Regions from separate parts of the Homo sapiens genome. Here region 2 is linked to region 1. Evidence: chromatin contacts called from ENCODE Hi-C or POLR2A ChIA-PET data. All regions are on one chromosome and are shown on one strand. The core of a region is the stretch at or near the end of the contact, and the rest is flanking DNA. Distances in the headings are between cores, read along the strand shown. Region 1 overlaps MAML2 (mastermind like transcriptional coactivator 2). Region 2 overlaps MAML2 (mastermind like transcriptional coactivator 2).

The links. Hi-C counts contacts between places; a loop is a spot of excess contacts on that map. ChIA-PET counts read pairs that join two places held with the same protein, here RNA polymerase II (POLR2A). Pooled maps may share reads with other maps.
Region 2: a map of B cell shows a loop between it and region 1 (2.2-fold over the local background). The contact joins two enhancer-like sites. A Hi-C loop is called at or near these places in 3 of 168 maps with a recorded cell type or tissue (B cell, CD4-positive, alpha-beta memory T cell and CD8-positive, alpha-beta T cell), 1 of 37 single-sample maps with no recorded cell type and 4 of 50 pooled maps. POLR2A ChIA-PET finds 5 or more read pairs at or near these places in 5 of 52 experiments (T-cell, activated CD4-positive, alpha-beta T cell and activated T-cell).

Annotation. Positions count from the first base shown.
Region 1 is chr11:96,133,322-96,137,527 of GRCh38, reverse strand. The region is part of intron 1 of MAML2 (mastermind like transcriptional coactivator 2); the gene reads left to right. Among named protein-coding and RNA genes, the nearest start is that of MIR1260B, 210 kb to the left of the region's middle. Within about 2 kb of position 2,772, at least 3 of the 41 ENCODE cell types and tissues checked have a DNase peak (open chromatin) inside an H3K27ac peak, as active enhancers do.
Region 2 is chr11:96,186,268-96,190,190 of GRCh38, reverse strand. The region is part of intron 1 of MAML2 (mastermind like transcriptional coactivator 2); the gene reads left to right. Among named protein-coding and RNA genes, the nearest start is that of MIR1260B, 150 kb to the left of the region's middle. RefSeq lists an enhancer at 2,272-2,331. Within about 2 kb of position 1,795, at least 12 of the 41 ENCODE cell types and tissues checked have a DNase peak (open chromatin) inside an H3K27ac peak, as active enhancers do.

The DNA.
Region 1 (4,206 bases), core at 1,523-4,022:
TCCCAGTACATGTGTTGTCCAGTTCTTAAAATGCACAGGCTAAAGCAAACTTAAACTCTTATTCAAAGTCTTTGTTGAAGAGACAAAGGAATTGGGTTTTCCCTAAAGATTTTTCTAAACTAGTCAGATTTGCTTCTTTTGATCCAGGCGTGTAAGAGACAGTAAGAGAAATTTAGTCTTGGGAATCACTATTTTAAACAAAGGCCAAAAACAGTGGTGTCTATTTTTAAAGCCTCCTCATTTCTCCCCAGAACCAAGTGCAAGGTAATTTGAATTCGGTTTCCAGTCAATATGGTTAACCTGATTTCACTCTACAATTTAGCAGTCTGTTCTTTATACTTGATTTCTATGATATTAAGTGCATGCAACATTTCCTTCCCTTTTAACCCGGTTTCCACTTACAGTTTTCTGTGTATTTGAGATCTGTTTGGTGGCCTGCCTGAACTCATGGAAAATTGACGACACTGAAAGAGAATTGTTGTAGTTAAGCTTCCCTGATGGCATTTTTTAAAAAACAACAGTGGAAAAAAATAACAAGGCACTAGTCAGATGTGATTTTTGGCAGATACTTCACTCAAAGTGCTCAGGGCATCCCCAGAAATTATAACCCCTCAAAGATGTTCAGGGTACAGTAAATAAAGCAAGATACAATTATTTTAATGTTCATCCTATTGATTCAGTTCTCTTCTCTGCAAGGTCTTAGTAACAGGGATTTTGATCTAAGTGAAAGGTCAGCTTTGAAGTAAGTGTAAAGTTATTTACAGGAAATGAAGCAAAAAGTGGGCTTTCATGCATTTTGAAATTTCTTTATTATTGAGGAGAAAATGAACTGTGTCATCAGCTGAAAGAAAAACAGATGCCTAACTTCTCATATTAAAGTTAAATAAATACCTACCATACTAGAAGTATGCTATTAGCTCTGAAATTTGAAATTCACCATGGTCTGTTTTCCCCAACTTTGGATGTGAAAGCAGGAAATAAACAACTGTGAATTAAGGCTCTAAGTAACTATGTAGCAGTTGTAGTTTGGGGGGTGGGGGAAGACTGCCAACATGAGATAATCATGGTGGGGTTTTCTTTCCAATATGGGATGCTAAATAGACATTTGTGATAACTACATAATCAACAACATCTTTAAATATTTAATTTCTTGTCAGTTGTTATCTTAATTGACTTCAACTCATATGTATGTATGTGTGTATGTATTACATATATACATATAACTACATCTGTCAGAGGGAAGTGGCAAATTGAAGCAATTATGCGGCTCATTCTGCAAAGAAAAAAAAGGAAGAGGAGAAAACTGATGGTAAGTGGGAAAAGTTTAGATAATTGTGACTTACTGTATAGATTTATATTTAGATATAACCTGGACTTCTTCAAATAATTTATGTCTACCTATAGTCTTGGATTTCTTCATACTCTAGATCAAAACGTTGATTCCTAGATGTGTTTACATATCACGTATAATTGAGTTCACTGGCACCTCAGTGCAGGTCGGCTTGGTGCCATGCTGGTTTTCACTTAATGGGATTAGTTACTAAAGTTTAGTTCAAAATTAATTCATTTCAACAAAAATCTATTAAGTATCTACTGTGTCCCAAGCTCTTAGCTGGGTGCAAGGAGTCCACAGTTAATTTCAATATAATTTTTTTTTTTTTTTTTGAGATGGTGTCTCACTCTGTTGCCCAGGCTGGAGTGTAGTGGCATGATCTTGGCTCACTGCAACCTCCACCTCCCAGGTTCAGAGATGTATGTCACTATTAGGAATTAAGAATGCAGCCTTGAGCAGCGAGCCAGAAGAATCACTCCTCTAAAGATAGGAAAAAAATGCCAATTTTTAGGAAATAAAGCTACACAAATTGTAAGAAAAAGCTGACCTTTACTGTAAGTAATTATTCAGTTTTGTTTCATTCAGTTATCTATTTCCAGCACAAAAATACTATAAAATCATTACCACGGTTTAAAAAAAAAAAAAAAAAGCCTTGGATTGGGACCTCTCTTCTGCCACCTACTAGCTGAGTGAACTTTAAAAACTTAACATCTCTAAGTATCAGCTTCTTCCTCTGTAAAAGTGTAATAATAAGAAGAAATATCAGGCCTAACTGATAGGCCTGGTGTGAGGATGAAATGAGATAATGTATTGTCTTAGTCCGTTTTGTGTTGCTATAACAGAATACCTGAGACTGGGTAATTTATTAAGAATGAAGATTTATTTCTCACAGTTTTGGAGACTGGGAAGTCCAAGGGGCTGGCATCTTGTAAGGTGCCATCTTGCTGTGTCATACCGTGGTAGAAGATGGAAAGGCAAGAGATAAAGGGGGAACAGAGACAAAGTTATTATTTTATTAGGAACCCACGCCCATGATAACTAACTCACTCTCACAATAACAGCATTAACTCATTCATGAGGACTGTGCCTAATCACCTCTTAATGGTTTCACCTCTCAACACTTGCTTTGGGGATTAAGTTTCCAACACATGAACTTTGTGGGGCACATTCAAACCATAGCATGTTGCTAGTGCAATACCAGGCATTGGGTAAATGCTCAATATGTGTCCACTGTTATTATCATCCCTACTTCTGCTATAGCTGGGCAATCTAATGAACTGCAGAAGCTCTGGATGTAATGCCCTACACATGCCTGCAACTCGACTTTTAGAAGGAGAGTTTGGTTTATTCTCCTAATACATGATAGAGTAGCAAATGAGGAAATAGCAGTCAGTGGTATTTATGACTTTCCATGGTAACCATTTCTGTTTACCCCTCTTAGCTTGAGGAAATAAAAGCAATACTGGCTGGATTAGTTGAAACATGCCACTTACTTTTTACCACAATGTGGTAAGTAAAAGTAGAGAATATTATTATAAAATTTCTATGTATCAAGTAGCTGGACATGTTGAATAGAATTTGAAGGAAAGAAGTATAGACTAATTTACATACAGCAAAACTTCTTTGACTCTTTTTATTTCAGTATAGTATTTGAACAAGAGTTTGACTGCCTTCAAATATATGGGAAGCATGATCTTCTAAACAAATAAATAATCCCAGAATCCTGAAGTACTCACTAATGTTGTATAAGGAGGAAAGCACTAGAATCAGAGACATTTGATATCTTGCCTTAATTCATTAAAAATGCATCAAAAATGTATTATGTGCAAGGACTATTCCAGGCATTGGGGTACAATGAGGAATAAAGCAGGTGTGGTGCCTGCTTACCTGGAACTTTAGTAGTGGTGAGTAACACAATAGGTGAGAAACACAGTAAACAAGTAAACAAAGTAGTTTGTATTTATTTTGTAATAAGGACTTTAAAGGAAAAAATAGAGTCCTGTGTCCTGCCACTTAGCTGTATAATCTTCAGTAAGTCATATTCAGAGACTAATAGAATGTAAAGAAGTCTTAGAGAACCATTACAAAGACCTTATGAGCTATAAAGCACTAAACAACTACAAAGAATAATTGTCAGCAATGTCTAATTATAAACTGTTCTTTCTTTCTTTTTTCTGTTTTCTTTTTTTTTTCTTTTCAATGAGGCAGGGTCTTGCTCCGTTGCTCAGGCTGGAGTGCAGTGGCATGATCTCAGCTTACTGCAACCTCTGCCTCCTGGGCTCAAGTGATACTCCCACCTCAGCCTCTTGAGTAGCTGGGACTAGAGGCACATGCCATCACGCCCAGCTAATTTTTGTATTTTTTGTAGAGACAGGGTTTCACCATGTTGCCCAGGTTGGTCTCAAACTCCTGGGCTCAAGCAATCTGCCTGCCTCAGCCTCCCAAAGTGCTGGGATTATAGGCATGAGCCCCCATGCCTGGCCTATAAACCATTCTTATCTGGTAATATACACAGCCTTTAAAGGTTTCTATTGTATTCTCATACTCCTCATCTGAAGTACAAATATGTTTCTTAAAAACATAAAATATATTTCAATTAATATTCCATATTTTAATATTTTTATTTTCTTAAACTGTTTTTCTGCCAAGTCGATTGACCAAGAGAAGGCTGAATGTTCACACAGGTCTTTCATAGGGAAAATAATCCAGGTGTGTAATGACTGTATACGGGCTACCACTCCCATGCATGAAGACATGTAAATGGCTGAAAAATAGCAGATCTGGGTGCTTGCGAAATTTTAAAATCGATAAGAAAATGATAATAATGACTAATAAAAAATGATAAGAAAATGTAATATATTTTACTTTGCTTA
Region 2 (3,923 bases), core at 546-3,045, 54 kb before region 1:
TCCCCAAAAACCTCACCTCACATCAAATGTCCACATTTTGTATACTAGGATATTGCAGACTCCATGTTCATCACTAAAACTAAAAATTCAGTGCTCTATTAACATGTCTTCATCCATGTTGGCTTTTAAAGTTTCCTCTTAACAAATTTTCAGTGTGAAATCATTCCTTGAAAAAGGGAGTAAAAAAATAGGAATTAAGATTTTTTTTATCTTTGTGTCATCTAGTGACACCTACTTTTAACTTCAGCCATATACAATCCTAGATTCTTTGGCTCTGAACTTTAGAAGAAAAATTCTTTTAGTCCTCTTCAATATTTTAGAATAATAAATTAAGCCAACTGAATAAAAATATAAGTATCCCAGTTCCAGTTTTTAAAGCTATTTCCTCTTGTGATGGATTCTTTTCTGAATGAAGAATTAGCTTCCCACAGATGTTCCTGAATATTTCAGCAAGGACACCTACAATCAGATCTAAACAACCAAAACAAAATGCCCAACAAACAAAGTAGCAAGTAGATTTCACATTCTAATAGCTTATGTTGTATGTCCACAGAATGAATATAATGAAACATGACATGAATGAGTAAATCTGTCAGAAGAAAAACAGATTTGCTGTTGCAAATTAACTAGTAGTGCTGCAGTTTCAAAGCTGTAGATTTTCAGTTACCTGAAATTAGTCATAGTGGTAAGAGACTACTTTTCTTTCTAGTCTATCCCGCAATAGTGTTTAAGCTTATTTCAGGTATTTCAAATGGAGAATTCAAAGCATCCACTTTAAATGAGTCTTAAAAGTCTATTCTCTTCTAGGAGTAACTATTGGTATGTAAAAACACTACATTAATACATAAAGATTTCCTAGGAAGTAAATTATAAGCACGAAACTTGTGCCATACAAAATGGCTACTTGTTTAAAAAATTGTTCAGAGAAGTCAGATTAGGTCCTATTGGCTATAATTGGATAATGGAAATCCATTTTATATGCATTACCAAACTCTCATCAAATCATACCTCAAGGCACCAAGAGGCAAATCACCTCTTGTATTAAACTAGATATGGCCGGTGAATAATGGGTGCAGAGGTGGTCATTTCCATGAGTGGAACCAGATATAGAAAAAAAAAAACAAAACAGTTTCTAGCATTGAGCTAGAAGCTTCTCTTTACTAATAAGATGTGACTGAATTCCAGGAATATTTGTTCAGTTAAAAGAGTAATGGTTTCTCCTCAGTGGCTCTTTGGACATTTGAAATCTTTTGCTTATTTGTTTAGCAGAATTTTTTTTTTAATGTTGAACAAATGCACAGCAGCTTTGGTGGTGCTCTGACCAGCCCCATAGAATGCTGCCTCAAAAGTTTTTCCTGTGACACTTCCTTTCAGAGATGTTTCACATGTGCTTTTTTCCTTCTGCCCACACTCTGTGTTCACCACCAACTTTCCATTGTCAGTCCCCTCCCACACACAATTTCACTCTCTCATACACTCCCTGAATCTTACAGCAGCTCAAACTACCACTCACGTTTTCATTACATTATGGGAAAGGAAAAAAAAAAACTGACTTCCTCAAAAAGGACATAAAGTTCATTTTTTAAAGGACTTAACGTTTTCAAAAAGATTTTCTTTTGTAAGATCTCCTCATTCCTGCCTGTTGTACTTGCCATAATAGGGACATACAGGCTTTCTCTTTGCTTGTGGGACCCCCAAGCCATTTTTCTCTGTTGACTGGTTTTCTCATCAGAAGTTCTTAATTATGAGTCAATAAAATAATACTCTACAGTCACAGCCCCAGGGAAGGGAAGGATTGCTTAAGTATCTAGGTTATTCAGGGAAGGATGGGGGTAGAGAGAGATGTGTTGGCTTTCCATTTTCTATTCAAGCAAAAGCAGTTTTAAAATCTGAAATTAGAAAGGTTATAGGAACTGCTTAAATCAGACTTTCATGTCTGTGTTATAAGCTTCCAACTTGGGAAAGCTTAAGAAAAAGAAACCTAAGGTTTCAAACATGTGCTTGTTTCAAAGCACAAACTTGGCGACTTCTCACATTGCTTTCACTAAACCTAAGAGTTCTCATACAAGTGAGGTCTGTTTTCATCACTTTCCAGCAAAGATTAAATAGCAGGGTGCTGTAGTGATGATTCTGGTTACTGAGATTTCATTGCCAAGTCAGAAACATCAGAGGGACAACTCCATTTAACCATAGGCCAAAGATACCTCTGCCACATGAAGGCCAGGCCAAATGCCAGCCGAATGAATCAGTATGCACAGTGCTGGAGTCAGAAGCAGACACCTCTTCTGGAGTGCTTAGTCCATAGACTGGAGTGAAAAATATCAGAGCAGAGGAGAAGAACAGTAATAGGTGGACATTCCTAAACACGACAGTTATTTAAAACTTTTTTTTTTTTTTTGAGACAGAGTTTCACTCTGTCGCCAGGCTGGAGTGCAGTGGCACGATCTCGGCTCACTGCAACCTCTGCCTCCCTGGTTCAAGCGATTCTCCTGCCTCAGCCTCCCGAGTAGCTGGGGTTCCAGTCACATGCCACCATGCCCAGCTAATTTTTGTATTTTTACTAGAGATGTTGGCCAAGATGGTCTCCATCTTCTGACCTTGTGATCCACCACCCTCGGCCTCCCAAAGTGCTGGCATTACAGGCGTGAGCCACCGCACCCGGCCTGTTTAAAACTTCTTACTCACTTTGGATAAATGATGCTGGGAGTTCAAGCATTTACTTCCAAGACAACCTGGGATAGGATCAGCAGTGATTCCTTAAGTGAAGCTACGTTTATACCTCAATTCTTTTGTTTATTCATTCATCTGTTTAAAATAAAATATTTCTAGAATACCTACTAAGTGTCAAGAAAATACCAAATATATTTCTTTTGGCATCTAGGTAATGAGTTAATTTGAAAGTCTGAGAAAACCAGCAATCTGGAATAACAGTGGCTTTTATTAATCATCTGCTATGTGCCACATTTTATATGTTATCTCATTTAGCTATCACACTTAGCTTCTAAAAAAGATGGGGAGAAAGTATCCAAATGAATGTGCAGAGACAACTTGATTCACAGAGGTAAGAAAGACCCCTCAGACACCCACTGAAGATACTGGGAATTTCAAATAAGGTTAAAGGTACATTACTCAGGGCACCAGGAATGTTCAAAAAATGGACCACAGTTCAGTAGCAAGGAAGCCTCTAGGCACTATTCACATTTGTTTGAGTCACAATTTTAAAATGAGTGAAACTTGTGTCTTTGAATTCAGTATCATTTACCAAATCATACTGTGCTTGTGATATTTGTGCATATGGTAGCCTCTGTGTAAAAAGCTTCTCTCTATGAGATACACTGGCTAATAGTTGTTAAGGGGCCCGGCTCTAAAGCCAGGGGCTATTGGGTTCAAACTGCCACTCTAACACTCACCTACTATGTAGCCTTGAGAAAGTGATTTCAAGCTCTCTCTATCGGTTTCTCATCTGTAAAATGAGGATAATGCTACTTCCTACATAGTGGAGTTGTGAAAATAAAATGCATGTGAGTTACTTAACATAGTAGCCAACATTCACAAAATAATTATCATTGCATCTGCCCCTCTTTTCATCACATTTTTTTTTGAGACGGATTCTCACTCTTGTTGCCCAGGCTGGAGTGCAATGGCACAATCTCAGCTCACCGCAACCTCCACCTCCCGGGTTCAAGAGATTCTCCTGTCTCAGCCTCCTGAGTAGCTGGGATTATAGGCATGCACCACCACGCTTGGCTAATTTTGTATTTTTAGTAGAGACAAGGTTTCTCCATGTTGGTCAGGCTGATCTCAAACTCCCGACCTCAGGTGATCCGCCCACCGTGGCCTCCCAAAGTGCTGGGATTACAGGCGTGAGCCACTGCACCCGGCCTTCATCCCACTTTTATAGTACACTTTTGTGTATCTGTTCT